Linked DNA regions of Homo sapiens: region 1 is linked to region 2. Evidence: read pairs that join two places in POLR2A ChIA-PET (ENCODE). Cell type or tissue: A673. All regions are shown on one strand. Links, peaks and the distances in the headings refer to the core of each region. The heading gives the core; the rest is flanking DNA. Region 1 overlaps OTX2-AS1 (OTX2 antisense RNA 1). Region 2 has its middle 140 kb from the start of EXOC5.

The links. Peaks named below come from ENCODE experiments on the same cell type or tissue, not always from the same donor. Only the 100,000 strongest peaks of a DNase experiment are listed, where the experiment ranks them.
Region 1: POLR2A ChIA-PET joins it to region 2 with 5 read pairs; 2 of 35 experiments call an interaction of 5 or more read pairs at or near these places.

Annotation. Positions count from the first base shown.
Region 1 is chr14:56,918,588-56,934,571 of GRCh38, reverse strand. OTX2-AS1 (OTX2 antisense RNA 1) reads right to left here. Exons shown (of 4, transcript NR_029385.2): 4 at 3,264-5,692. Among named protein-coding and RNA genes, the nearest start is that of OTX2-AS1, 110 kb to the right of the region's middle. In A673, for the core only: no CTCF peak of the experiment used is centred there; no DNase peak of the experiment used is centred there; H3K27ac peaks cover 914 bases.
Region 2 is chr14:57,124,592-57,140,575 of GRCh38, reverse strand. No RefSeq gene overlaps it. Among named protein-coding and RNA genes, the nearest start is that of EXOC5, 140 kb to the left of the region's middle. In A673, for the core only: no CTCF peak of the experiment used is centred there; no DNase peak of the experiment used is centred there.

The sequences.
Region 1 (15,984 bases), core at 4,865-12,864, 210 kb after region 2:
GCTTGAGCCCAGGAGTTCCAGGTTACAGTGAACTATGATTATGCCTCTGCACTCCAGCCTGGGCATGAATGAGACCCTATCTCAAAAAACAAAAACAAAACTATACCATGAAGATACAATTAGAAAAACAAAAACAAAAAATACAGCTAAAGACTCAGCTTCTTCAACAGATAAATTACAAGAAGAAAAGAGAGACAGGAAGATGGCTGGGGAAATCCATAATTAAAAGAGATTTAAGGCCAGCATGGTGTCTCACACCTGTAATCCCAGCACTTTGGGAGGCCGAGGTGGGCAGATCATCTGAGGTCAGGAGTTCAAGACCAGCCTGGCCAACATGGCGAAACCCCCATCTCTAAAAAAATACAAAAATTAGCTGGGCGTGGTGGCAGGCACCTGTAGTCCCAGCTACTTGGGAGGCTGAGGCAGAACAATTGCTGGAACCCAGGAGGTGGAGGTTGCAGTGAGCTGAGATCCCACCACTGTATTCCAGCCTGGTGACGGAGCAAGACTTGCTCTCAAAAAAAAAAGACATCACCTAGTGTGATGGTTAATTTTATGTGTCAATTTGGCTAGACCATGATATCCAGATAGTTGGTCAAACACTAGTCTACATATTGCTGTGAAGGTATTTTTATTCTTTATTTTTTCCCCAAATTTATTGAGGTATAATTGACATATTAAAGTGAAATTAACATTTAAATCAGCAGATTTTGAGTAAAGTAAAAGTATGTTTGGGTGGGCCTCCTCCAATCAGTTGAAGACCTTAAGAGAAAAGACTGAGGTCCTCCAAAGAAGGGGGAATTCTGTTTCCAGATTGCCTTTGCACTTGAGTTGCAACATCAAGTCTTCCCTAGGTTTCCATCCTGCCAGCCTACCTTGCCAGCTCCCATAATTACATGAGTCAATTCTCTCTCTGTACACAAACACACACACATTCCTTATTGATTCTGTTTCTCTGGAGAACCCTGACTAATACACCTGGTCCCTATGTGTGGACCTTACTTGTATCTTCATTCACATAAACAAACTGTTGAAATTTAATACTGACTAAATATGTTTTATATTTAAAAAGTATTGTTAATGTGTAATTGTGATAATGGTATTATTGGATTTGCTTCCAAATAATAAGTGGCTAAAATTAGCCAGGCATGGTGGCGGGTGCCTATAGTCCCAGCTACTTGGAGGCTGAGGCAGGAGGATCGTTTGAGTCCAGGAGTTCGGCTGCAGTGAGCTATGAGCGCCCTACTGCACTCCAGTCTTGGCAACAGAGTGAGACCCTGACTCAAAACTAATAATAATAATAAGTGAAGGTGGGTGTCCCCTCTCCCATGACTGGCCATTAGCTGATCATTGTTGAGGGTGAGTGATTGGTATGTGGAGGTTCATTAGATTATTCTATTTGGATATGTTTGCTATTTTCTGTAATAAAATGTTCTTGAAAGTGTTTTCTGTAGTAATACATTCACCTGGTTCAAAAATAAAAATGATACAAAAAGGTACGCCTTGACAGATGTTACTCCCATCTCTGTGTCTCTCTCCTTTGCCATGGTGACCAATGGTCCTGATGCCAGGGATGCAGGACTTTTAGTGTTAAAACTGGGACAAAAGCCAGGTGTGGTACCTGTAGTCCCAACTACTTGGGAGGCTGAGGTCAGAGGATTGTTGGAGCCTAGGAGTTCAAGGCTGCAATGAGCTATAATTGCTTCACTGCACTCCAGCCTGGAAAATATAGTGAGATCCTGTCTCAAAACAAACAAAACAAAACAAAACAAAACAAACAAACAAACAAACAAACTGGGATGGTCCCAGCCAAAACAGAATGGTTGGTCACCCTACACTTACCTCTTTAAGGAACCATTATTATTAGATTTTTTTTTTTTTGCTATCCTTCCAGGATTTCTTTATAAAAATAAAACAATTATATCTTTATAAAATAAATATTTACTATTATCTTTATAAAAATAAGTATTGTTTTTCACATTTTCTCATAAAAAGGTCATCTTATATACATTGTTCTATACCTTATTTTTTTTTATCTTAACAATATACCCAAAAGATTTTTCCACATCAACACATAGAGAATTTCTTCCTTCTTTTTTTTTTTTTTTTTTTTTTTTTGAGGCTGAGTCTCACTCTGTTGGAGTACAGTGGTGCGATCTCAGCTCACTGCAACCTCCGCCTCCCAGGTTCAAGTGATTCTCCTGCTTCAGCCTCCGGAGTAGCTGGGACTACAGGTGCCCACCACCATGCCTGGCTAATTTTTGTATTTTTAGTAGAGATGGAGTTTCACCATGTTGGCCAGGATGGTCTCGATCTCTTGACCTCGTGATCCACCTGCCTCAGCCTCCCAAAGTGCTGGGATTATAGGCATGAGCCACCACACCCAGCACTTCTTCCTTCTTTTTAACAGTTCCATCATATTCTACTGTGTGGATGTACCAGAGTTTAAGTAGCTGCTGATGAATATATGGTTGTTCCCAGTGTTCTGCCATTATAAATAATGCTGCAATGGATCACCGTAAATATACATTGGTTCCACATGCAGGCATATCTTTAGGACACATTTCCGCAGTTGGGATTCTTGGGTCAAGGGGTAAATGGTAAACAAATTTGTAATTTTGATCAGTTTGCCAAATCCCCTCTATAAAGGCTGCACCATTTTTAATTCCTACCAGTCATGTATAAGAGTATCAGTTTCCCCCGTGGCTTATAAAACAAAGATATCTAATACTTAAAGTTTTCTATTTCTGATTTCTAGCAAACCATTTTAAACTCATTATCAAAGTTTAATATGCACATCCATATAACAAATAAACAGCTTGATGAATTTTGTACAGTTGAATACATCTTGGCCAGGAAATAGACACTACCAGCGCCTCAGAAGCCCTTCCCATCACTACCACTTCTTACAAAGGTATCATCATCCTGATTTGTAACAGCATACATTAGTTTTACGTAGTTTTGTACTTTCTATGAATGGAATCGTACCGCTAGAAAAAGAAAAAAGAAAATCAGTAAATGTGTGAAAGGGTAAACATGGAAGTTGAGGATCAACTGCAAACTGGCTCCCTGAAAACTTTGTATGACTGGGTACTCCTTGAAACATCTTCCATACCTCTGAGGGTTACATGTGTGGCAGACTGAAGACCACCAGCTAAAGTACAGAACATCCACTTAAGATGATCTTCTGAAATTTACTTCTTAAAAAAAATTAAATACTTTTTATTATGAAGTGAAAAGAAATTGTAAATATAAATTGTTATAATTTTTCCATATACATGTGCCATTTATTACGTTCTAGGTGCTATGGACATAAGAAGTTGAGTAAGACACAAACTATGCCCTTGAAGATCTTAAAATTTATTTATAAAGATATATAGTTAAGTAGTTATAGAACAAAATGGTTTGCAATTAGTTACATAAAAGCAACATTATAGTAGTCAAATTTTGTTTAAATAATTTTATGATCAAAGTGATAGTTTTCTCAGATACACATATGTATTTATACATTAATTATCTTTATAAGGGGAGGTTGGCTAATATCACTTAAAAGTCAAAGGTTAGTTCTTTCAAGCATCAGGCATGAAGATCCTAAGGCCATAGATTATCATCTTGAAAAGTTAAAACACTGATAGAAAGAATAAAACTATTGTTTCAGGGTATAGAACACTCAAAGGGAAAAAAATATGGAGAGAAATTCTTGAACATGTTTTAAAACCAGAAAACTTTGAAAAGCAATTTGGCTAAATCTAGTTTAAAGTTTATTTGTGACAAGCAGCAATTCCAACTCTGATACAACTCAAACATAGGCACAGGAGACTTGTACAAGGCTGTTCCACAACAATATTTGTAATAAGAAGCATGGAAATTAGGAAAGCACACATTGTCTACTGGTGGGAGAATGAATAAATAAAATGTGATATGTGGAATATTCATACAGTTGATTACTACACAGCAGTTAAAAATGAATGATATTAACTCACTTAAGAAATATATACATATATTGGCTGGCATAGTGGCTCACATCTATAGTCCCAGCACTTTGGGAGGCCAAGGCAGGAGGAACACTTGAGCAAAGGAGTTTGAGACCAGTCTGGGCAACATGCTGAAACCCTGTCTCTCCAAAAAAAAAATACAAAAAATTATCCAGGCAAGGTGGTGCACTCCTGTAGTCCCAGCCACTTGGGAGGCTGAAATGGGAGGATTGCTTGAGCCTGGAAGGAGGAGGTTGCAGTGAGCAGTGATGGTGCCAATGCACTCCAGCCTGGGAGACAGAGTGAGATCCTGTCAACAAAAAAAAAGGAAGAATAAAGAAAGAAAGAAAGAGAAAGGAAAGGAGAGAGGGAGAGAGGGAGAGAGAAAGAGAGAGAAAGAAAGAAAAGAAAGAAAGAAAGAAAGAAAAAGAGAGAGAGAAAGAAAGGAAGGAAGGAAAGAAGGAAGGAAGGAAGGAAGGAAGGAAGGAAGGAAGAAAGATTGAATGTTTGCTATATGCCAAATGCTATTCTAGGTGCTGGAGATTCAGCAATGAGCAAGACAAAGTCCCTGCCCTCAGGGAACTTACAAATAGCTCTACATATACTAGCATGGATAGAAGACAGAAACATCACAAAATAGACTGTGAATATTAAATATGTAAATTCTTAAATTACCCACTAAACAATCACACACATTATTATGTATATGGGCACATAAATGTATTCTTTAATGACCTCAAAGAATACATGCCGATATTATATAGGGTTGCTTTGAGGGAGGGAATGCAGGCAACAGGACTGAAAAGGTAGGTCAAGGGGAACTTCAACTTTATCTGAAACTTTTTTATTAGAAAAAGGATAAGCCAGTGTATGATAATATTAACAGTCAATTCTGGGTTTTGCAAACAAGCATATTTGTCTTATTAATCTCTGTGCTTTATTTATTACTTTCTCAAAATTAAAGAACCTACAACAAGGGATTTTAGGATTTTTAAGGAACAGAAGGTACAATTTAGCTGGGCACGGTGGCTCACATCTGTAATGCCAGCACTTTGGGAGGCCGAGGCGGGCGGAGGTGGGTGCATCACCTGAAGTCAGGAATTTGAGACCAGCCTGGCCAACATAGCCAAACCCCGTCTCTACTAAAAATACAAAAATTTAGCCGGGAGTGGCGCCTGTAATCCCAGCTACTCAGGAAGCTGAGGCAGGAGAATTGCTTTAACCTGGGAGGTAGAGGTTGCAGTGACCTGAGATCATGCCACTGCACTCCAGCCTGGGTGACAGAGCGAGACTCTGTCTCAAAAAAAAAGAAGTACAATTTACAGACAAAAGTCCTGCAGAAGTTGAGTTCAACCTAGAAATAAAGGGACTGTTTCTTTCCCTAAAACAAAAGAGCAGAGGAAGCAAGAGATGAAGGAAAATAGAAAATAGGATAGGAGTGAAAAGTTGAAGGAGATTGCAGATAACCTTGAACTTCTCAGTAAAGCAGAAAGCAAGATCATCTTCCGAGTACAAGGGGAAGGGGAGATCAAACAGTGAGTTTCAAAAATATGAAAAAAGCTTTTAGATGATCAATGGAGGAAACTAATCAGTGAGTCTCCAAGAGATTAATAAAAGGACTACCAAGCAGCAACAAGAGCCAGGTAAGGTTTGGTAGAATGAATTTGCAATGAACTGAATCAGTGGTTTCACGTTTTTCTCCATCATGACTTGGTAGCCTAGAAAAAAAAGAGAGAGAAAAATTAATTGGTAATGGTGAACATGATTTAGGGATTGATTGGGTAGGCACTTGGTGGAAATATAAGGTGAAGTGTTCTAGAGTGATAGTTAAAGCATCCTTTAAAGTTCTCAACTTTAGAGACCGGATAGAAAAAAAAATGGAGTTGGAAAAAGCTGTGGCTGTCTTGGACTAAGGGTTGGCAAAGACACGACACGTGTGTCAACTATTCTGTCTACAGGCCAGGCCGTAGGTAGAAATCACTAATAGATCTTGGTACCCTTTCTTACCAACTCAGTACTCCATGAACTTAGTTGCAGTAGATTAGAGAGGACACACAATTAAAAACCTACCAGACACACCTGTACCTACAGGGGGCTCCTCCAAGGCAGTAAACATGTCATATTAATCTCTGAATCTCCAAATGTCCCACCTGCCACATACTAAGCTCTCATTTAATAAATGATTGTGGAAAGCAAGAAGGAAATTGTGGGGAGGAAGCGGGGAAGAGAATACAGTCTGTGACGAAAAAGAAAGACTAGGGTCAGAAAGGGTAGGAGCACAAAGCTGATTTTTTTTTTTTTTTTTGAGACGGAGTCTCGCTCTGTCGCCCACTCTGGAGTGCAGTGGCGCGATCTCAGCTCACTGCAAACTCCGCCTCCCGGGTTCACGCCATTCTCCTGCCTCAGCCTCGCGAGTAGCTGGGACTACAGGCGCCCACCACCACGCCCAGCTAATTTTTTTGTATTTTTAGTACAGACGGGGTTTCACCATGTTAGCCAGGATGGTCTCGATCTCCTGACTTCGTGATCCGCCCGCCTCAGCCTCCCAAAGTGCTGGGATTACAGGCGTGAGCCACCGCGCCCGGCTTGATATCTTTGAGATAGAACTATTTTTAAAAGAAGAGTTACAGGTTTGCCCCTTCTAATGAATAAAAAAAAATATTAAACAGATTGTTAAACCATAATTCTAAATTTTCTTCTATAAAATTTTCTCATTCCTTTCTTGGAAAGAGTTTTTTTTAGTAACTTAGCCTATGAAAGGCTAACTTTAACTTCAGGCAGAGTAGTCTAATATAAAAGTTTTAGCATCTAAACATTTAAAAACCAAGCGTTCACTAATGTTTTGTTTACATAATATGGATGTTCTGAGGAATAAATACCTTGTCACACTGTTATGGAACCGTAATATCTTCAATTGACAAAAGTGCGGGATTTTTGTGTTGATGATTTTTCCATTAGAAGCACGAAAAATTTTGGCTAAAGTCTGATATAATATAGAATGCAGGGAAAATATTTCTGGTTTTCTGATCCTTAAAGAGAAAATTTAAGATGCTTAGTTGTTTGAATTTTTCAACCATTGATAACTGTAATGAATTATGAATGCAAATGTTTTTAGTAATGTTGTCTTAACATTTACCTGAAAATACAATTAACTACTTTTCTCTGCATGTCATGACTCAAAAATTAGTTTTACATGGTTGCTCTCTAACTGGTATTTTTAATGGAAATATTGGATATTTTCCTTTGTTCATTGTCTGAACTGCCTCTGACAAACTCGTCATGGGGCAAAACATGCCAAGTCTTCTTATTAGCAACATCAACCGTGGTGAGGCCAGCGAGGCTTTGTTAAACAGATAATAGCTACAGATAGCAGAGTACAAACAAGACTTGAGTATGGAGCTACAGCCTTAGGAAATATGTGTAAAGTACTTAAAATAAAGGTACCTTTCAGCCAGGCACAGTGGCTCATGCCTGTAATCCCAGCACTTTGGGAGGCAGAGGCAGGTGGATCACCTGAGGTCAGGAGTTCGAGACCAGCCTGGCCAACATTGTGAAAGCCCCATCTCTACTAAAAATACAAAATGAGCCAGGCATAGTGGCGTATGCTTGTAATCCCAGCTACTCCGGAGGCTGAGACAAGAGAATCGCTTGAACCCAGGAGGCAGAGGTTGTAGTGAGCCGAGATTGCGCCATTGCACTCCAGCCTGGACAACAAGAGCGAAACTGTGTCTCAAAAATAAATAAATAAATAAAGGTACTTTCCCTTTATGATACATATATAAAGGAATATTATTCAGCCTTAAAAGGGAAGGCAATACTGAAAACATAGATAAACCCTGATGACACTATGCAAGTGAAATAAACCAGGCACAAAAGGCCACATATTGTATGAGTCCTGTTTTACCTGGTACTTCCCTAAGGAGACGGGGAGAATGGGGAGTTATTGTTTAATGGATACAACATTTCAGTTGGGGAAGATGAAAAAGTTCTGAAGATGGATGGTGATGCTGTTTGCACAGCAATGTGACTGTACTAACACCACTGAATTGTATACCTAAAAACAGTTAAAATGGTAAATTTTACGTTCTCTGTATTTTATCTCAATAAAAAAATAAAATATAATAAAGGAACTTCCAACTATATTTTCATAATCAAAGGAAACTGTGACTGATTCTGACTCATGATAATATAAAGTAAGTAGATTTATTTCCCCCATGAAAATGTTGCAACCCTGAAGTAAATACACTTACATTACAATGTTGGCACCAAATTCATTTTATTAAAAAAAAAATTGGATAGGACATGTAACAAAGAAATGGCATTTGATTGTGAGATAAAAAGAAAAAATTATAAAGTGTATCCCGCATCGTCAAAAATATATCACCTCGTGGCCTTCAAAGCTTTACTGGAATTAGATTAGAATTAGATTACAGCTATATTACTTTGGTGTGAGACGCTGTGTGTAGTTTCTTTTCTTAACAGCAACTTAAAATGCTCATTTTGGTTACTAGGAAAAACCAAAATTAGAAACACTGAAGAGGGGAGCTTTAAAATGTGAAGATTGCTAAAATATGCTAGTATAACCAACACATGTAGGGCAAGGTAGAAAAGTAAATTATATTGATGTACTTGTGTTACCAAACTGCTTTCTTGGCCTAAAATTATTCAGCATGTAAAAAGATTCCCAGTAATGTCAGTGACTATGTAGGAAATTGATAACTACTCAACCTCCTACCCCACTCTCCACCTCCACAAAAAATAAAATAAAATCTGAGCCACTGGGCTGCACAGCACTGTCAGCTGCTTTGTTACCCTGAGAAGTGCAGAGGGTCGGTGGAAATTACCCTGTAATGAGCAATCCATCTGGCTGCACCTAAAAATGGAATAGAAATGCCACCCTTGACTTTTCCGTGGTAGTAAATTAAAGCCTAACGTATAGTTCTAATTGCTAACATTTTCTCTCTAATTATGGTTCAGTTTGGCTAGGATTTCCGACAATCCCCTTGTTCCCCTAAAGCAAACACCAGAGAATGTTCTAACCCCACTGGTGGCATTTATTAATAACCCCCTTGACAGATGAAAAAAAAATTATTCTATATAAGACAGGAAAAGATTTTCCAAGTAAAAGCTAATTGATTTTTTTAAAAACCTATTCAGACGCTATACAGGAATTAATTTTATAGAGAGGAAAAGAATACAATAGTGTCAAATCAAAACAGACTCATGCATAGTATCATGCTGCCTGGGCACTGTTTGGGGTGCCAGCTAGAAAAAAACCTGATAAATGTATAAAAAAAAATCTATGCATACTTATTTACTGGGATGAAGAAACAAGAAAAAGAGAGCTCTCTTGTGAAGGATTCTTACTTTGTGCCTCCATGAGAGAGATAGGATATGATAAGTTAGTTTCCATGATTGGCAAATGCAAACACATATGAAAAAAAATTGTTGGGAATGCTTCCACAGTCTTCTGTTTAATCTCTTTCATTCTTACTTTTTAAAAGGCATTATTCTTTTAAACAAATGTACAAATACATGCTAAATACAAATCAGTATTTATCTATAGGTCTAGTTCTCATCAAACAGTATACAGCTTCCTGAATGACAATTAATAAGTTGGAAATACTAAACAAAAGATTTCTGATATACTAAGAAGAGGCGTGAGAGAAAAAAAAATACACTGTAAAAAAAAAGGTTTTGGAAAACTACACTCCAAAATACCTAGTATAATATTGAAATACAACTTTATAAAGCAAAGCAGTGGTGGACTCAAGGTGGAGGGAGCGGACACACTGGGTGACAGTCAGAACCTTCCATACAAGTAATGAGGCACTGTCTTCAGAGAGTGGAAAATCAATATTACAACAACTTTAAAAACAATCTGCTTTTGCCAAGTATGGTGGCTCACACCTGTAATCCCAGCACTTTGGGAGGCCGAGGCTGGCGGATCACATGAGGCCAGGAGTTCAAGGGCAGCCTGGCCAACATGGCGAAACCCCATCTCTACTAAAAATACAAAAATTAGTTGGGTGTGGTGGCTCATGCTTGTAGTCCCAGCTACTTGGGGTGCTGAGGCACGAGAATCACTTAACCCAGGAGGCAGAGGTTGGAGTGAGCCCAGATTGCACCACTGCACTCCAGCCTGGGCAACACAGTGAGACTCTGTCTCAAAAAAAAAAAAAAAAAAAAGGATCTGCTTTTTTGTATCATCCCCAGGTGCTCATCATTCTAAACAATGTAAGGAATAAAATAATACTCTCCACAAAAATAGTTTGTCTAAGTTCTAAACAATATTTGTGGTTACTGTTAAGTTTTAGTAATATAGTTGTACACTTCAATTACATTATTAAGTTTTAATAATGTAGTTGGCAAATTCCCCCCAGGTGTGAGCCTGTGAAATCAAAAGTTTGCACATTTTTATTTCTTAGGCTTTCTAAACGCTGCATTCTACATGAAAGTTCAGAAAACTGTCAGGCACATTGTCCCCAATAAATATGGACTCAGCTACACATGTTCATTTTGAGAGTCAGTTTATAAGAATTGAGAGCCATTGAGTTTGCTTTGGGAACAGTTTGTCTTTCATCTCAGTAATACTATATATTCTTGCATATAAACAATAGATTTTAAATGAACAGTAGGAGCGCAATGATTGTGGTATTTGTCCGTTTTTTGTTAGCTATAACAATACTATAGACTGGGTAATTTATAAAGAAAAGGAATTTATTTATTACAGTTTTATAGGCTGGGAAGTCCAATAACGAAGTGCTGGCATCTGGTGAGGGCCCTTTTTGCTGTATCATAATATAGCGGAAGGCATCACATGGCAAGAGGTAAGAGCTTGCCAGCTCAGCTCTCTCTTTCTCTTCTTATAAAGCCGCCAGTCCCATCATGGGGGCCCTACGCTGACGATCTTATCTGACCCTAATTACCTTCCAAAGGCCCTACCTCCAAATACCACCAACATGTGAATTTGAGGATTAAGTTTCCAACACATGAATTTTGAGAAACACATTCAAACCACAGCATTCAGCCCTTGGCCCCTGAAATTTATGCCTTTCTTGCATGCAGAATACATTTATTCCATTCCAATATCCCCAAAATCTTTAATCATTCCAGCACCACTTCAAAAGTCCAAAGTCCAGAGTCTGATTTTAATCAGATCTGGGTGAGACTCAAGGCACAATTTATCCCATGCAAATTTCCTCCAGCTATAAGCCTGTGGAATCAAAACAAGTTATCTACTTCCAAAATATAATGGTGGGACAGGCATAGGATAGACATTCCCATTCCAAAAGAGAGAAAGAGGAAAGAAAATAAGCAGTAACTGGTCTCAAGTAATTCTGAAACTCAAAAGGGAAAACAACTTTAAACCTTAAAGCTTTGACTCCATATGCCACCTCCTAGAAACACTGCAGGTTTAGACTTTCAAATCTTCGGCAGCACCATCCCTATGGCTTTGCTGGACTCCGCTCAAGCAGCTCTTTTCACATGTTGAAGTCTCATGGAATCCTCCCAGCCTGGCATTGCACACTGGTAGTTGTAGTCTGGGGTTTTAGGGGTGATCCTGCCCCAGCAGCTCCACTAGGCATTGCTGTAGTGGGGGCATTCTGTGGTGTCTCCGCTCCTGTGGCAAGTCTCTGCCTGTTTCCCCAGGCTATTTATGACATCCTTTAAAATCCAAGTGGAGGAAGCCATGCCTCCACAGCTCTTGCATTCTGTGCACCTACAGAATTAGCACCAGGTGGATACCATCAAGATTTACGACTATACCTTCAGGAGTGGCTGGTGCAGTCACACTTGGAACCATTTGAGCCACAGCTGAGGTGGCTGAGAAACACTGCATGGGAATGCAGGTAGCAGAGACTGGAGGTGACGCTGGGCAATGACTTGTCCCCTGAAACCATTTTGTCCTCCCACAGCTCTAGGACTGTGATGGGAGGGGCAGCCTGAAAGATCTCTGAGATACTTTCAGGTTCTTCTCCCATTATCCTAATGAATAGCCTCTGGTTCCATTCTACCCATACTCATCTTCTCAAGCAGTCACTTGGTCACTCTGTAGTATTTCTCTGCTGAAAATACTCTCATTCTCTACTACTTGGCTAGGCTGCAGATTTTCCAAATCTTTCCACTCTGCTTTCCTTTTAATTGTAAGTTCTGTCTTTAAATAATCTCTTTTCTCAGTGGGGCATGGTGGCTCACTCCTGTAATCTCAGCACTTTGGGAGGCCAAGGCAGGTAGATTACTTGAGGTCAGGAGTTTGAGACCAGGCTGATCAACATGGCAAAACCCCGTCTCTACTAAAAATACAAATATTAGCCAGACGTGGTGGTGCACGCCTGTAATCCCAGCTACTCAGGAGGCTGACAGAATTGCTTGAACCCGGGAGGCAGAGGTTGCAGTGAGCCAAGATAGCACCACTGCACTCCAGCCTGGGCAACAGAGCGAGACTCCATCTCAAAAAAAAAAAAAATATATATATATATATATATATGTGTGTGTGTGTGTGTGTGTGTGTGTGTGTGTATGTGTGTATATATATATGTGTGTGTATATATATGTATATATATGTGTGTATATATATGTGTATATATATATGTGTGTATATATATATGTATGTATTCTCTCCTATTTTACTATAAGCAGTTAAAAGTAGCTATGCAGCAACTGGAATGCTTTGCTGTTTAGATAGTTTTTCTGCTAAATATTCTAATTTGTCACTCTTAAATTCTGCCTTCCATAAAGCATAGACATACTTCAGCCAAGTTCTTTGCTACTTTATAATAGTCTTTGCTTCAGTTTCCAATACCTTGTTCTTTAGTTCCATCTGAGACCTTTACTATCTATCAACATTCTGGCCATGACCACTCAAGTAATCTCTAAGAAGTGCCAGACTTTCCCTAGTCTTCTATTCTTCCAAGCCATCAGCAGAATCACCCTTAATGCTCCGTTCATGGCAATACAGGCTTATTTTTAGGCTGCTCCTCCAGATTCTTCCAGCCTCTGGTCATTACCCAATTCCAAAGCTGCTTCCACAATTCAGATATTTGTTATAGTAACAACCCCACTTCTGGTACCAATATTCTGTCTTAGTTCATTTTCTGTTGCTATAACAGCATACCACAGACTGGGTGACTTATAAAAATAAATAAATTTATTTCTTAGAGTTCTGGAGACTGGGAAGTCCAAAGTCAAGTTGCTGGCATCTGTGAGGTCCTGTTTGCTGCATGTACAGAGGATATCATATGTCAAGAGGGCAACAGCAGGCCAGCTCAGCTCTCTTTCTCTTCTTATAAAGTCACCGTACTATCAGGGGGTCCCAACCTCCATAACTTTATCTAACCCTAACTAACTCTCAAAGATCCCACCTTCAAATACCATCAACATGTTACTTTGGGGATTAATTTCTCAACACATGAAATTTGGGGAAAACATTCAAACCATAACAATTATAAAGACAAAGAAATAGAGTTCAAGGTACTTCAGTCCTGTCATCCTGAGTGTTGGAATTTTTATTTATAGTTAATTTTTTTCTACTGCAGAAATATTTAAGAGCCATTAGAATTGATTCTGAAGGAACAAAGACATGGGATTTATTGTAAAATGGGATTTTTATGAATTTCTGCCAAAATTGTTTAAAACTTTTCCTATGGTTATATTTTGCTTCATATAAAAGAAACATTTCAAAACTAAAGTTAATTAAAAATATTCTTAAGATTTTAATTTTTTTTTTAATTTTTTTGAGACAGGGACTTTCTGTGTTGCCCAGGCTGGTCTTAAACTTCTAGGCTCAAGTGATCCTCCTGACTCAGCCTCCCAAAGTGCTAGGATTACAGGCGTGAGCCACTGTACCCGGCCAAAAGTGTTCTTTAATCAACAAAGGGAAAGGATAAGTCTGACTATATTATCTATTGAATATAAATGTGTAAAGATCAATTTTGACAAAGTCACTGACAAATTTGCAGAAATTATAGCTCAAGGTGAAAAGCAGAAATTATAATATTATTTATTACTGCAACAGACTGATATGTAGACACAATATTTTTCCCTTTTCTCAAAAAAATGCATTAATATACTCAGACTATTAATTCATTATTTCCATTTTTTGTACTATAATCTCTATTTATTTAGAATTCTTTATTTTTCCTTTACCTGAACAATTATAAATTTAAACTTCAGTAAAATAAAATTTTCATAGTTTACATTTCTTTTTTAGACATTATTATTATTGGTTTCATTTTATAAATTTTACAGAAGATAATTTTGTTGTATAAGACGAGGGAAGTGTGAAAAAATGATCTGCTCAAGGTTTCAAATACCCCAGGTGTCTACTGGAGCAAAGAAAATAAATTATATTATCTTACATGATTGGAGGATATGGATATTATTCAAATAATCTAGCTAATGGTTTTCTAATAGATTGCCAATTCTTATAAAATAATAATTAAAAACAAATATCAAGTAAAACTAGGTTTGTGTACAACTAAATCTTTGATAATTAAAAAGGTCACTCAATAACTCAAAATCATTGTGACTGATCAATTATAACATCAATTATCATTGTAGTATACATATGTAGAAACACTAATTAGTGAAATCCCAGATAACAAAATGTTACGTAACAGAACATTAAGAAGTTAAAACAAGTGCTTATGGTGAATACTATTTAATTCACACTTCTATTTCTTAAATAATATAAAAGTCATCTGAAGTTTACTGTGTTCAATCTCAAGTAAAATTTTCATAGCCCTAAAATATAATTTCAAGCAGTACTTTTCTGGTAAAAAAAAGAATTATCACATATTTCATTGTTCTCATTGAGATTTATTTGTTTTGATGAACTAAATAATAGTTGTAAGACTTAGTTTCTCCAAATTAGCTGATTAAATTAGTTCTTCGTTACTCAACTCTTTGTTGATTCCTGGCACCGGGAAGACTTCTAATATACGCACAGGTAAGCCTATGAGGAAAAATAATTGCAACATGAAATTACAGGCTGTATGATGAAAAGAAACCAGTGCTCCATCATTCAGATCTCTTTGAATTTACTTTTCAGTTGTTGCTGAAAACCAATTGCTGCTGGTCAAGGCTGGGTTGTGGACCTTGGTTAGGTTTTCACAAGAAGGGCTTCTATTTTCCACCCCAATAGCCTCAGGCACAAATAGGCACCTACAGGTTCATTTGGGCATCAATGGAGTGGCATACAGCTCAATATTCATGCTGAAGCTCCCTTAGCTACACAAATCTGACATCCTGTCAACACATTGACCCAAATTTGTATATGCAAAGGTTTGCCTTAGCAACCTTGGCAGCTAGGAGATCTCAGAAAGGAAGCCTACCCTTTGGGGGAGGTGATGCTTCCTTAAAAATCCAGTTTTTGTCAAATTTCTCACTTAAAGGGATACTCATTGCCTTTCATCTAGAAGTAAAATTGTGAATGAATTACAACTCATGAATTCCCATAAATTGTACCATGTGGTTTTCACTGCAACTTTTGCTGGCTGTGAAGAAGAAAACAGCCCAAATAAAGCCTAAATAATCACTCAGCAATTAGTAGCTGAGTAAGCAAATATGTCAGCCCCAAACTAGGCATTGCAGCTCTAGGAAAAAGCCTGTGGCAGGTACTCTCGAACACAGGTTACTTCGAATAAACATACACACCTAGCTGGCGAGATTACAGGTGTGTGTGTGTAAAAACTGAAACTATCATGGAGAAGCTCATTATGACAAATTCCAAGTGAGTAGTATGGAAAGTAAATGCCACACATGTTCATAAAAGAGAGAAATCTGTGCATGTTGAAGAAGCAGGTGGGCAGATCAGCATGTGCTAAGGTGAGTCTTGGATTAATCTGAACATCAAATTGGCCAGTAACATGCTTATAAACTTTAAAAGCTTCATGAAAAGTAAGACTTTTGAATAGACAATAGGAATACTTCCTTATTATGTCAAAGTATAATACCTTTCTATTTAATGATAATATTTCTATATTAAATTATATTCAGTTTCTGATTC
Region 2 (15,984 bases), core at 4,205-12,204:
GATCAGATGAGAGCCTTGATGATCCCTTTCTGAACTACAGCTTCACCGTGTAACCGTGTCAGGCAAATAAAGTAACGGAGAAAAGCAAGCTGTTGACTAAGGGAAGTGAATAAGAAACAAAATACATCAATGGTAAGTCCAAACACAAATTCTTTTCATGGCGAAACAATTAAGGCTGTTCTCATCATTTCTGAAAGCTGAGCTGAGGAGCCATCTGAAGATATTCATTCCTGGATATCTGTTGGAGGAAACATCTGCCTTTCTTTTAAGCTTGAAAATTACAGAGCAATCAACTTAAATGTTAGTGAAGAGAGGCAAGGATAACTAAATGTGAAATCTATTTGGCAATGAAAATGAGCAGGGAACAATGCGGATAAATCTCACAAATACAATGTTGAGCAAAAGAAAGACACAAAAGAATACACACATACACACCATATGGGCTAGGCACAGTGTATCCTGCCTGTAATCCCAGAACTTTGGGAGGCTGAGGGTGGATCGCTTGAGCCCATGAGTTCAAGACCAACCTGGGGAACATGGTGAAACCCCATTTCTGCAAAAAATACAAAGTTAGTTGGGGACGGTGGTGTGCATCTGCAGTTCCAGATACTCAGGAGGCTGAGATGGGAGGATCAATTGAGCTCGGGAAGTTGAGACTGCAGTGAGCTGTGTTCACCTCACTGCACTCCAACCTGGGTGACAGAGTGAGACCCTGTCTCAAAAAAAACAACACAAAGAATACACACATGCATATTACATGGGCTGCCTTTGGTGGCTCATGCTTGTAATTCCAGCACTTTGAGAGGTCAAGGTGGGTGAATTGCTTGAGCCTAGGGGTTCAAGACCAGCCTAGACAACACAGCAAGATGCCATCTCTACAAAAAAATTTAAAAATTAGCTGGACCTGGGGGCAGGTGCCCATGTTCCCAGCTTCTCAGGAGGCTGAAGTAGGAGGATCACTCGAGGCCAGGAGTTCAAGCTTGCAGTGATCTATGATAGTGCCACTGCACTCCAGCCTGGGCAACGGAGAAAGACCCTGTCTCAACAAAATATTTTTTAAGTATACATACTATATGATCCTACTTATTACAGTTCAGAAATTGGGACAACTGGACTATATTGTTTAGGATGAAGACATAAAGGATGGAATTCTAGGGAGAAATGAGACAATTAGCATCACAGAACTCAGGATGGCGCTTGCGTGCTTGCTTCTGGGTGGCGCAGAAGGAGGTTACGACTGGGGAAGGGCCCCCACTCACATTCTCTTTCTTGACCTGGATGGTGGTTACATGCTGTTTGTTTAATAACTGTTTTATAAATATTACAAATATATTGTTTATCTTTTCCTGTATGGGTATTATGTTTTACAATTTAAAAAAAGAGAGGTATAGAGAAAAGTATACTTAAAAACAGTGTATTGTGTTATGCAGAACTATCTCATTTTAACATGTCCTTTTAAAAATAAAATAAATGGAGCCAGGCGCAGTGGCTGATGCCTGTAATCCCAGCACTTTGGGAGGCCAAGGCAGGCGAATCAGTTGAGATCAGAAGTTTGAGACCAGCCTGGCCAACATGGTGAAACTCTGTCTCTACTAAAGATACAAAAATAAGCCGGGCATGGTGGTGAGTGCCTGTAATCCCAGCTACTCAGGAGGCTGAGGCAGGAGAATCACTTGGACCCAGGAGGTGGAGGTTGCAACGAGCTGAGATTGTGCCACTGCACTCCAGTCTGGGTAACAGAGTGAGACTCCATCTCAAACAAACAAACAAAAACCAACCAAACGAAAAATAAATAAAATAAATGGGCTTCTACAGATGCAGTGAGTTCTTCTCCGTGCTTTCTCCTGACCCATCCTCCTTCCCCCTCATTTGAAGCAACTACAGCATGAACTTGGTGTGTATTCTTCCTGTCCTTGTTTTTATAATTTTACTATACATGGGTATACATGAATAACATATTTTCTTGTGGATTTTTGGAATTTACATTAATTCTGTGACACATGTATTACTCTGGTAACATGTTTGTGAGACCTACCCATGTTGTACACATCAAAGGGCTCGGCTTCTCTGTGTCTCAGTTTCTTCATCAACAAATATGAAAATAATGGTCTCTACCACACTGAGCTGTTGAGAGGTTGAAATGAGTTAATATTTATGAAGTTTCTCATACATAGTAAGGGATACATGTGCCTAAGTAAATGGTCTAGCTGACTAACTTCACCTGCTGCATAGAGTGCCATCAAATAAATATTTCCTCCTCCATTTCTTCACTGATGAACATTTACGGGTTTCCAATATTTAGAATTATAAACAAGACTGTAATAAATAGCTGTATATTCCTGCCTTTTGAAAACATTTATTTGGCATCTCCTGCAGACCTACAGGGGCCAGCATATTTTTTGGCTCTGACTTTGATAAGAACCAGAACCGGAAGGAGCCCCAGACAAGGACCATTTCAAGCGTCCATCACATGCTGAACGTGAGCAGGGCCTCATGTCTTTGAGAGCTCAAGGGCAGTAGTTAAAGCCTGGGGCTTTTAAGGATGAAGCTCAAGAGGAGATGGGGGAGGAAGGGAATCATCAGCATATACTGGGCACTTAGTGTTAAGTATTTTGTCTACTTTATCTCATTGCTATAGATGGCACATATTGTCTTCATTTTTCAGATAAGAAAATTGAGGCTTGAAAAGCTAAAGAATGGGCCAGGCATGGTGGCTCACACCTCCTAGCACTTAGGGAGGCAGAGGTGGGAGGATGGCTTGAGTCTAGGAGTTTGAGACCTCCCTAATGTAGCAAAACCTTGTTCTCCACAAAAAGGGGCGGGGGGTGGGGGGAAGACACACACGGAAAAAAGTTAAAGAATGTGATTAAGAGCACACAGATTATAAGGGGAGGAGCTGGAATTCAAAATTACTAATGAAAAATTGAAGGATTTAAGGTCAGGAAAAAACGGGTTAGCAGTTTACCTCAGAGGTAATACACAGTTAATTAGCTTCATTTAGCCATCCCACAATATAGACATATTTTGAAACATCACATACACCATAAACATATACAATTTATCTTTGTCAAACAAAATAATAGTAAAAATTTAACCCCTCTGCAAGAAAAAAAGAACACAGATATAAATATCCTGGGTGCATGTCATAAATACAGATGATGAGGATGATGATGACGATGATGGTTAATACAATTTCCACAAGGTGAAAATCTGCATCACCAACAGATTGTGTTTGGCTGCAAACTAAACCTTCAGGAATATTGGCTTAATTAAAAAAATAAAATAAAAAGCAAAACCAAACAACAAAACCAGTTTACCTCAAAAGGGGGAGTAAAAAAGAATAATTGGATCAATCCCAAAGGCCTGCATCTTGTAGCAATCCCAGCCACACTTAGGCTGGGGCCCAGGCAGGGCTTCTCTATCCAGATCACGTTGAGCCTTGATCAGCATCTTTGCCTAACTCTGCACTTTGCAAAGGCCCAAATGGTGCTGGGGTTTTTAAGAGGGTGGGGAGCGAGGGAAGAACTGGGGTGAGAGAACAGAAAGGGATATGCTACAGAGATGATTATTGAAAGTTGACAGCTGCCAAACACACTGTGTCCCTGGCAACACCTGTTGAGTGTGCCGCGGTGGTGGGGAGAGTGAGATGAAGAAAGACAGCTGTCTACATGCCAACAGCAGCAGGATGCTGTGCTGGGCTCGTGCTCTGCCAGCAGAAGAGGAGCCAAACTCGCTGGCCCAGATTCAAATGGCTGGGTGTCCACTGAGTTTGCCAGTGAATAAGCCCAGGGAATACATTTGCATTAACACCGCTCAGCCACCTCCCTTTCTCCTGCCTCCCATCCCTCCCCCGCCGCATGCAACATCGTTCTTCTTCCCAGAATGTCATCTTCAGGCTGCTTTTCAGAACCTGTATTTCAGTGAAACATGAGGTTAGGCAGATGCTGTCCTGAATTGCCTCGAAGGAAGCCAGCATCAGTAGTCGAGAGCAAGACAAAAAGCTCCATCTCAGGTTTTTGGCAGTTGGCTAGAAAAATATGCTAGGTAATTTTAATTTTTTTGTGTATGTGAAAAGAAAGAATAGATGGGGTTTTACATTTTATCTCATGCAAACATTATTCTCACCCAGACCCTTCCTTTATTTGAACACCTTAAAATCTGGGGAATTTTCAGCTAAGCTGGGAGAGTTTTACAATGGCAGTGGAATGTTACTGGGAAAGTTTGGTTCTGCCTGCAAAATTGCTTCCTAAGATGGAGAAGTGTCAGATATGTCTAATTTCTTCTTATCTTTTTTCAGGGCTCAGGGAGACCCTTGAGGAATAAGAAGTCTCATATCTGGATGAGGAAGTTTTTCTCTGCACAGACCACTGTTTGTGATTTGGAAAAGAAATCTCTCTATATATGTATTATAGCATATATCATTTCAGCCACTTTGTGCCAGCATGCATTAGAGGTGGTGAGAGAGATAAAACCTTAAGGAAGAAAGAAGCTTTGTGGATTACTGTTCTGATAGCCTTTCTCCCAGAGGTCTTAATGAGTGACTAGGCCTCAAATGATAGAAATTATCCCATTCTTCTTTGTGACCTTCCAACATTGCCCATGAAAAAACCCCAAAACCAAACAACTACATTTCTTGGAAAAGGCTTTCATTTCTATGTTGTCCTTGTGAAGGAAGATAAGATTAACACTTCCTCCTCATTCCTTTCTTTCTGAATGTAAATCTTTTTGGAGTAGCTTTTAGTTGAAATAATTAAGTAATGTTAGAAATTGTCAGATAAACAACATGCTACGAGTAAAATATTTATTTTAGGAATTTATCTTACGAATATATATGTGTATAAAGACACATGTTGAAGCATATTCATTACAGTATTTTTTTCAAGTTCACTACAGCAAAAGTCTAAAGAATAACCTATGGCCCATCCATAGAGCATATTTTTTTTTTATTGATAGTGCAGCCATACAAATACTACTATGCAACTGGTTAAAAAGAGTGAGTTGGTTCCATATGTATAGACATGGGCTAACCTCCAAGACATATTAAGGGCAAAATGCAAGGTGTAGAATAATGTGTACAGCATGCTATCATATTTGTGTAAATAAAAAGAAAATATACATCTATGCATATGATTCATTCTCGAAGAATGAACAAGAAGCACCTAACAGGCAGTTACCTCTAGGAATGGGAGCCCAGTGATGGGAGGTGGGAGACCAAGATTTTACTGTGTATATTTTTGTACTGTTTGAATTTTTTCTATTACCATGTAATGTGTCACATTTTCAAAATAATTTTAAAAAGTAAACTAATAAAATTTATTCCTACGCTCTAAATTGAATATTATAATTTTTAATTTCTAAGTTCTTTTGTTTTTAAACTAGTTGTGTATGATGTCACACACCATTGGCTATTACTACATATTAGTAACTTGATTCATTGAATTTGCCTGGTTAGTGACTGATTAGAAAATATGAGCCAATGTAGTCAAAATATCCATTATAAGTATAAATTGAGATGTTTTTTTCCTCAGTCACATAAATCGGCTCAGATACATCATTGCTCACTGTCAATGAAATAAGATGGCTTTTAAGGACTTAATTGCCATAATTCTGCAATAGCATTTGGGCACCGTATTAGTCCATTCTCACACTGCTATACATACATACCTGAGACTGGGTAATTTTTAAGAAAAGAGGTTTTAATTAGCTTATGGTTCTGTGGGCTGTACAGGCTTCTGCTTCTGGGGAGGCCTCAGAAAACTTACAATCACGGTGGAAAGCGAAGGGGAAGCAGGCACATATTCACATGGCTGACAGGAGAGAGAGAGTGAAGAGGAAGTGCTACACACTTTCAAACAACCAGATCTTGTGAGAACTCACTCACTATTATGAGAAGAGAAAAGGGGAAATCCACCCCCATGATCAAATCACCTCCCACCAGATTCTTCCCCCAACATTGGGGATTACAATTCAACATGAAATTTGGGTGGAGACATGAAGCCAAACCACACCAGGCCTCCAAGTCCTTATATTGAATTTTGAAAACATTTTGATGCTTTCAGCTTGCCTTATTCTTATATATACATACCCAACTGACTCCATTTCTAATAAATAATGGGAGGAACTGGTGAACATTTTCATGGACTTAGGAACACACTTGTCATATTTATCTACATTCCCAGCAAAATGCTCTCTTTTGTCTCCTTCTCCCTTCCACCTTTCACTCCACGGAAAGCAAGTCAAATAAATACATTGAGAGAGGGGAAGTTTTGCCCATAGAGTTAATAAGATATCAAAATTATAATACTGTTCTTGAATCAAAGTATGTGGAACTTTAAATCAGAGGTGAGCTTGTTCCCTTTGGGAGATTTGGGGTCAGAAAATCTGAGTTTCTGTCAAATTAACCTCCTTCTTCTCCTAGTTTCAGTTTGTAATATAATGGTGTCTGTCCATCTGATGGGAGGATCAAATGAGCTAATGGCTAATGATAGAGCCCTTTGGAACTGTAATGCTCTATTAGTTATTTTTATTAAATATCACAAACATTTTGGGTAAAAAAATAGATTGTTTCAAAGTTCTTCTGCTGAATTCAATTTCTGTACAATGCTTAGAATGAAAGGTTTCAGTATTTTCAAGTTAATCTGTGTGTCTGCCTTTGACAAGGGTCTTCTCCTAAGAGAACTGGTACTGCGGCAACATCCAATCAGAGTGAGCCTCAAAAACGAAACACGATGCTTGATGGAGACAACGCTTAGAAAACTGGACTGAGCTCATTGTGGTAGGTTTACATGTGCACAAGGGTACAATCCTGGAAAGTACAAATAAGTTTGATGAGGTGACAATTTTACGCTTTCATATTCTTAAATTCATTCAAACAATTTTGATTTAGACAAATTAAGTTGTAAGTGGAGTCCCTTGATTGCCTTTCTTCTTTTTCAGAAATAAAGATTAAGATTTGTGACCCACTAAACACCACCCTTTAATTTCATTTGTTTTGCATTTTACTTGATAAACCACCAATTCCTAATTTATATTGCTCTCATTTCATATACAGTATTTTTCTGCCTAACTTTTTTTTTTTTTTCAGACAGGGTCTTGCTCTGTTGCCCAGGCTGGAATGCAGTGGCTTGATCTCGGTGCCCTGCAGCCTCAACCTTCTGGGCTCAAGCGATCCTCCTGCCTCAGCCTCCTGTGTAGCTAGGTCTATACGCACACACCACTACACCTGGCTAATTTTTGTATTTTTAGTAGAGACGAGGTTTCGCCATATTGCCCAGGCTGGTCTTGAGCTCCTGGACTCAAGTGATCTGCCCACCTCGGCCTCCCAAAGTGCTGGAATTACAGGTGTGAGCCACCATTGCCAGCCACATTTGACTTGAAATGCAGTGGTTTTAAGTTAGGATGCTTCTAAGTCATTATACCCCATCTTTCAGAGCAATGGTTTTAAAAACTATTTTCTTGGCCAGGTGCAGTGGCACATGCCTTTAATCCCAGTACTTTGGGACGTTGAGGTGGGTGGATCACCTAAGGTCAGGAGTTCGAGATCAGCTGACCAACATGGTGAAACCCTGTCTCTACTAAATACAACAAATTAGCTGGGTGTGGTGGCTCGTGCCTGTAATTCCAGCTACTTGGGAGGCTGAGGCAGGAGAATCGCTTAAACCCAGGAGGCAGAGGTTGCAGTGAGCCAAGATCGCACCATTGCACTCCAGCCTGGGCAACAAGAGCGAAACTCTGTCTATAATATACACACATATATATATATACACACAAATATATATATCTGTCTAAAATATATACATATGTATATCTGTGTAAAATATATATATATCTTTTCTAAAATATATATTTTTTATATATCTGTCTAAAATACATATAGTGTCTAAAATATATATATTTATATCTGTCTAAAATACATATATCTGTCTAAAATATATATATATTTATATATATATCTGTCTAAAGTATATATATTTATATATCTGTCTAAAATATACATATTTTTATATATGCCTAAAAATATATATATTTATACATATATCTGTCTAAAAAATATATGTATTTATATATCTGTCTAAAATATGTATTTATATATCTGTCTAAAATATATATTTATATATATCTGTCTAAAATATATCTGTCTAAAATATATATATATTTATATATATCTGCCTAAAATATATATTTATATATGTCTAAAAGTACATATTTATATCTGTCTAAAATATATATATATATTTATATATATCTAAAATATTTATAAATATATCTGTCTTTTATATATATATATCCTTAAGTGGTGGAATACTTTGTTCAAAGGAAATAGTACACAAATATCCAATATGTTAAAAGGGCAAAAGTGGAGCTGGAGTGAGGGAGGGATGGCATGTGTATGTGTGTGTGTGTGTATGTGTGTGTGTGCATGTTTTTTTAAAGGGTGTGGAGGTCAGCTTACACCCTTGGGTTGACCCTTCTCCACTGCTCACTTGTGACTGTTTCCATTAACAGCCAGTGAAATCAGATGAGTATTCTCATGATATGAGATCCTTACGCTGAGGCTGCACTGTAATAATGAGTTAGATCCACCTCTCTATCTTGCACAGATATTAAAAAAAAGAGCTGAGTGGAAATTCAGGAGACAGAAATGTATCCTGTGGGATTTCTTTTACAGCTATCTGGTCATTATGAATCATGCCAGGATTACAAAGTTTGGGATTTGAAGACATTTATAATAGAAAATATAACAGAATTTGCAATGACTGGGTTGAGAGACAGGCTCACAGCAAAAAAAAAAAAAAAAGCAGCTGGCTGTTACAGTAGTTAATTTCTGAACTTCTATGTGCAAAGATGAAGTGAAAGCCACTCTATATTGAAAAACACTATGATATGTTCAGTTTCTTCTGCAGTTAAAGGAACTTATTTTATATTGTAAGTTTCCATTTTATTTGTGTGTCATTATATAATGACATTTCCATCTCTGGCCATAAGTCATCCAACTTCTTATTTGATGTAATATAATAGAATTAATAGCTATTTATCCTAAAACGCATATTAAATTAAGATTTTTTATATCCGTGCTCCTCTGCTCAAGTAAATTCAAATGTGTGTAGAATGAAAGGCAATTTACATATGGCATTTTTAGTCTTCAATGTCTAAGAAAAGCATTGGAATATTTATTTCACAAAGAGAAACCAAGAACTATTGAAAGTCTTTTCTGCTTGCTAAAGGAAAAAGCGGAGTTCACTTTGTAACTCCTCTGATGGAGGACCATGTACGTCTCTTGGTATATTTAACACACAAAAAAAATCAAGTGGCAATCTTTATTCAACTTAGACTAGGTGTTAGGAATTATCTTTCATAAGCTTTTCATCTTAGGAAGGTGTCATATAAAGTTGATTCAAAAATCTTCACCTACTAGTTATATCTTCGTTCTAATCATTCTATTCTTTGCATATACTTAAAGCTTTTGTGCTTATATTTCATATTTTATCTTTTTTTCTTTTTCTTAACGTGTTGCCTCAAAAATGTAAGGTATTTTATATGTGCATAGTCTGTCTCTATGACTAGACCATTAATTCCATGAGGGCTGGGACTTCTTCAGTGTCTCCAAAGAATACCAAGTCCAGTCTTCTGCACTAACTAATCTCTGCAGGAAGTATGTGTTTATTGTCACCCGGCACATTCGTACTTCTGAATGTTCGAACACTCCCCGACTTGCTCCATTGGTTTGCACTCAGGGCAAACAAACCGATTCACTAGTTTGAATAAGCAACAGTCAATAGGAAGGTAAATCTGTTGCTACAAAAATAACAAAATGTACATTAAAGGAAATACAAGTGGTTTTTGCATTATCCATTATCTGCTGTTCTAGAATAGAAATCATTACATTCATTATGAAGATGCAATATTTCCCAATAGATTCCAAACATCCATGACTTTAGAAATGTTAAATAGATTACTTGAGCCCAGGACTTCAAGGCTATAGTGAGCCATGATTGTGCCACTGCACTCCAGCCTGGGTGACAGAATGAGACCCTGTCTCGAAGAAAAAAAAAGAAAGTCAATTTTCTTGTCTCACAGGAGAAATTGGTTGGTTTGGTATAGCTTTATGCATTTGTATAAAGTGCTTTAATTCTTTTCATTGTAGTCTGGCAAATCCAGAGGGATTTTTGTCGTTGTTGTTTTGCAGTTGCTGCTTTTGAGATGGAGTGTCCCTCTGTCTCCCAAGCTGGAGTGTAATGGTGTGATCTTGGCTCACTGCAACCTCCGCCTCCTGGATTCAAGTGATTCTCCTGCCTCAGCCCCCCGAGTAGCTGGGACTACAGGCATGCGCCACCATACCTGTCCAATTTTTGTGTTTTTAGTAGAGATGGGGTTTTGCCATGTTGGCCAGGCTGGTCTCAAACTCCTGACCTCAGGTGATTCGCCCACCTTGGCCTCCCAAAGTGCTGAGATTACAGGTGTGAGCCACTGTGCCTGGCCCAGAGGGTTTGAAGGTGGCTAGATGTAGTTTTATAATAGGCATTATTTTTATTGTTATTTTCAATTTATGTTTCACTTTTAGTATTACTACTTTTGGCTATAATATATAAGGAAGTTGTCCTGCCTTCCTTTATTGAAGTTTGTCAGATCTTGTGGCTTCTTCCCAGCCCCTCTTCCAGCAGCAGGTTTCAACAAGGATGTACAATGTACCGGAGTGTCAGACCTGGGTTTGAGTCCTTTGCTACCCAGCTATGTGACCACGTAACCCTGGCCAAGTTCCTTAACTTCTTATTCTTCGATTTCCTCATCTATAAAATGAAGATAATAGAGATCATGAGGATTAAGTAAGATAATGAATGTTAAATACTTAGTACACTTCCAGATGCACAGGAAGTGCTTGATAAATACTTGATAAACGTTAGCTGGGCTGGTTGTGGTGGCTCAGGCCTGTAATCCTAGCATGTTGGGAGGGTAAGGAAGGAGGATCATTTGGTGCCAGGAGTTTGAGACCAGCCTGAGTGAAATAGCAAGACCTCATCTCTACAAAATAAACATAATAATAAATTAGCTGGTCCTGGTGGTGTGTGCCTGTAGTCCCAGCCACTCAGGAGGCTGAGGCAGGAGGAGAACTTTTGCCCAGGAGTTCAAGGCTGCAGTGACCTATGATGGCACTGCTGCACTCCAGCCTGGGCCATAAAGTGCAACCCTGTCTCTAATTTTAAAAATATAATAATAATAGGCTGGGCGCAGTGGCTCACGCCTGTAATCTCAGCACTTTGGGAGGCCAAGGCGGGTGGATCACTTGAGGTCAGGAGTTCAAGACCATCTGGCCAACATGTTGAAACCCCGTCTCTACTAAAAATACACAAATTAGCTGGCCGTGTTGGCGCAAGCCTGTAGTCCCAGCTACTAGGGAGGCTGAGGCAGGAGAATCGCTTGATCCCAGGAGACGGAGGTTGCAGTGAGCTGAGATCGTGTCACTGCACTCCAGCCTGGCAACAGAGTGAGACTCTGTCTCATAATAATAATAATAATAATAATAATAATAATAATAAATGTTAGCTGTTCCAATTAGCAGATGCTCTGATAAGTCGTAGCTTGATTCCCAGAAAGGATGGCTCTGCTCTCCAACTCCAGCTGCTTCTCTGGATACAGATCATGGAAAGTGTGCCTGTGATTCTCTCTACCTTCATTTGGTGGAAGAACCCTCACAAATCTGTCAGTGAATGTAAACCAATGGTAAGGTAGGATCTTTGGAAGTACACTCATCCCTCTGTATGGGGGATTGGTTCTAGGACCCCAGTGGACACTAAAACCTGTGGATGCTCAAGTCTCTGATATAAAATGGTGTAGTGTTTGCGTATAACCTACTGCACATCCTCCCATGTACTTTAAATTACTCTAGATGACTTTTTTCTTTGAAACAGGGTTTTGCTCTGTCACCCAGGCCAGAGTGCAGTGACGTGATCTTGGCTCACTGCAACCTCTGCTTCCCAGGTTCAAGCGATTCTCATGCCTCAGCCTCCCAAGCAGCTGGGATTACAAGTATGCACCACCATGCCTGGCTAATTTTTTGTATTTTTTGGTAGAGACAGGGTTTCACCATATTGGTCAGGCTTCTAGATTACTTATAATACCCAATACAATGTAAGTGCTACGTAAATAGTTGTTATACTGTATTCTTTTTAAATTTGTATTATTTTTTGTTGTATTTTTAAATCATTTTTCCCCAATATTTTTGATCCACTGTTGGTTGAATCTGCAGTTGCGGGACTGGCAGATGCAAGCAGCCAACGGTACTTGCAAGAAATCCAACAGTGGGTTGTGTTTTAGTAGCAACAGCATTTAGCAGGAGGCTCATTGTAATGTGATGTTGGGTTTCAAGCCATGGACTTTCTTAGAAATCAGAGAATTTTGTTCCCCACCCTGCGTCCAAGTGTTCTCATTGTTCACTTCCCACCTATAAGTGAGAACATGTGGTGTTTGGTTTTCTGTCCTTGTGATAGTTTACTCAGAATGATGGTTTCCAGCTTCATCCATGTCCCTACAAAGCACATGAACTCATCCTTTTTTATGGCTGCATAGTATTCCATGGTGTTTTTGTGCCACATTTTCTGTCGTGGGTTGTGGTGAGAGGGGAGGGATAGCATTAGGAGATACACCTAACGTAAATGACGAGTTAACGGGTGCAGCACACCAACATGGCACATGTATACATATGTAACAAACCTGCACGTTGTGCACCTGTACCCTGGAACTTAAAGTATAATAATAAAAAAAAGAAATCAGAGCATTTTACACCAAGGGGCTTTGAAGCCTACTCCCCTTAGGTGATGTCTGAGGTAAATTTTCTTGCTCTGAATCCTACTCTCAAATCATTTTTCTGTAGTAAGATCTCCATGATATTTTCAGCTTTTCCACATCTTCTTGCTCATCTCCCAATCCTGGAGGGACTTCCATTTGGATGGGAGATCTGCCCAGTCCTTCTCCAGGGCATGGAGCAATACCGTGTGAACCGAAGCACTCACAGACACGCCTCAAATCAGTAAGGTTGAAAAACTCTCCAGCACCACATTGCTTGTTGAAAATCCAGATCATTGAGATGATAGTTACATGGTCAGTCTGTCAGCATGAAGGTCTGACTACTGAGAAATGAAAAATGTTAAGTGATTTGGAGCAGTGCAGAGAAAAAAAACTAAAAATGGGTCCCAGAGCTTCTTCATCTTCTTGTCCTTCTCAGTCATTGTTCCTTAGCCTTAATTTCAATGTTAAATTTTAGATATTGTAAATCTTTCATTGCTGTTCACTTCCTTCTCATCTTTTTAAAAACTAAAATAGTATTTAATTTATTTTTGAAAATTAAAAAATACTAAAGTACCAAAAAGAAAAAATTATAAATTCACTGCCTAGAAATACCAATTGTTGACTTAGTGGCATACTTGCTATTAATATTTTTAAATAAGAAAAAAATGCTGAATTTATAAAAATCACCCTAAATTTAATCACCCAAGAATAGTAGTGTCAAGATTACATTGGATAAATATTTTCAGATATCTTTCTGTCTATACACACAACATACAGAGAGAGGAAGAGAGAGAGAGAGTGAAATGCTTTCAGATAACTGGGACTATATCTAGAATTTATTTTTAATAAAATAAAAACAAACTACATGTAATTTTCCCTTTATTTAATGGAAGAAAAAAGAGACTTTAGGAATTATTGAACCTGTTTTTTCACTTTAAGATTTAATATTTTGCAGCTGGGTGCAGTGGCGCATGCCTGTAATCCCAGCACTTTGGGATGCTGAGGCAGATGGATCACTTGAGGTCAGGAGTTCAAGACCAGCCTGGCCAACATGGTGAAACCTCATCTCCACTAAAAATACAAAAATCAGCCTGGCGTGGTGGTGCACACCTGTAGTCTCAGCTACTCTGAAGGCTGAGGCAGGAGAATGGCTTGAACCTGGGAGGGTTGCAGTGAGCTGAGATTGTACCACTATGCTCCAGCATAGGCAACAGAGCAAGACTCTGTCTCCAAAAACAAACAAAAAAAAGGTTTAATATTTTCAGAAATGGTTGTAACAAACTTTGAATTGGAGCTATGTATGTTTTAGTTTCAGATATTATCAATTAAGCTTTTGCTGTGAAATAAGAGGCTATTAGCACTCTTACATGTGCTGTCATCTCCTGTCACCTCCCAATTTTTGTTATTATTGGTACAAAGCCCATGTTTATAATATTGAGATTCTGATCTTTGAAAATGCATCATATTAATTCATTTAATACATGCAAATAAATATTATGCTCACTTCAGTCCTTTTACAACAGCTTCTCCAGTCTAAGTTATACATTTTGATTAATCTCATAATATGACAGATTTAATTGTCAAGTAGTTTTTTTTCTAACAAGGGTATATGAATGCTGCATTTCTGAGGTTTTTTTTGTAGTTTGAGAATATCTACTGGTAGCTTTCATACAAGAACAACATTTGGCTCCTTACAGATGACTTTCTTAGATTGCATTTTCTTTTCTTCAGAACTTTGATCTGTACATACAGATTTGTGAAACCACCGCCATATAGATATAGAACTACATCATCATCAAAGATCCCCTTTGTGCTGGCTCTTCATCATATCCACCTTTCTTTTCCACCTCCATCCCTAACCTCTGACAGCCACTAGTCTATTGTCCATCTCTATAATTTTGTCATTTTGAGAATAAATTTCAAAAATTTATATAAATGGAATCACACAGTATGAAAGCTTTCAGGCTTTTTTTTTTTTTTTCATTCAGTATAATGCCTTTGAGATCCAGTTAGGATATTTTCTTTATTGTGCAATGTAGACATTCACTGGCTTTCCTTCCCTTCTGATAAGAGCATCCTAATTTTCCTCTGGAGGATTCCTCTTCCTCCATTCTCAGTCGGCTAACGAACATACCCACAACCCCATTCTCCTGGGATGGTCACATGACCAAGACCTGTTCTCAATTTCCTCTCCATATGAGAGTGCAGAGGCAGGAGTGGAGTCAGGTGTTATACTCACTACAATATACTGTGTTAAGTCTTCTAGTGGTGACAGTATAAAGAATGAGAGTGAAAATAATAAGATTCTGACAAGGAATTTGGAAAGCCTTCCTGAGAAAGTGCTATTTAGGTTGACTCCTGAAGGCTGAGTAATTTCTTCTAGCAGAGAAGTGGATCGGACAGTAAGTCATTATTACTGCCAGTGAAAGATTAAGAACAGAAACCCACACCCATATGTTAAAAAACATATGGAAAAACACAAAGATTATGTGTGCTGTCGTCTGAAATTACCCTGCAGGTCAGAAAAATCCGTAAAGTAACCATCTAGTGCTACTCAATTTAGAAAGATAATTATTTGGCCAGACACAGTGGCTCATGCCTGTAATCCCAGCACTTTGGGAGGCCAAGGCAGGTGGATCACCTGAGGTCAGGAGTTGGAGACCAGCCTGGCCAACATGGTGAAACCCTGTCTCTACTAATAACACAAAAATTAGCCAGGTGTGGTGGCATACACCTGTAATCCCAGCTACTTGAGTGGCTGAGGAAGGAGAATCGCTTGAACCTGGGAGGTGGAGGTTACAGTGAGCTGAGATTGTGCCATTGCACTCCAACTAGGGTGACAGAGTAAAACTCTGTCTCCAAAAAATAAAAATTTAAAAAAAAATTTTAAAAAGAAAGATAATTATTTAGCTAAGCATACTCACTTTGATTAAAGGCTATTAACAAATGAAATTGTGTTTGAATTTGAAAAGAATGTTCAAATTTTATGAAATATGCATATTGTATTAAGGAGTTTAAATTACTTTTAAAAACTCATTAAAAATTAAAGATTTATGTAAACAAGCTGAAATATAAAGAGAAGGATAATTAGTGAATTTATCAACTCTTCTTTTTGACCTGTTTGGTTTTTAGACATATGTGATCCACCATGTTTCTTTCCCTCTGTTAGCCTTGGCATGTGAATAGAAACTCTGCAGAAAG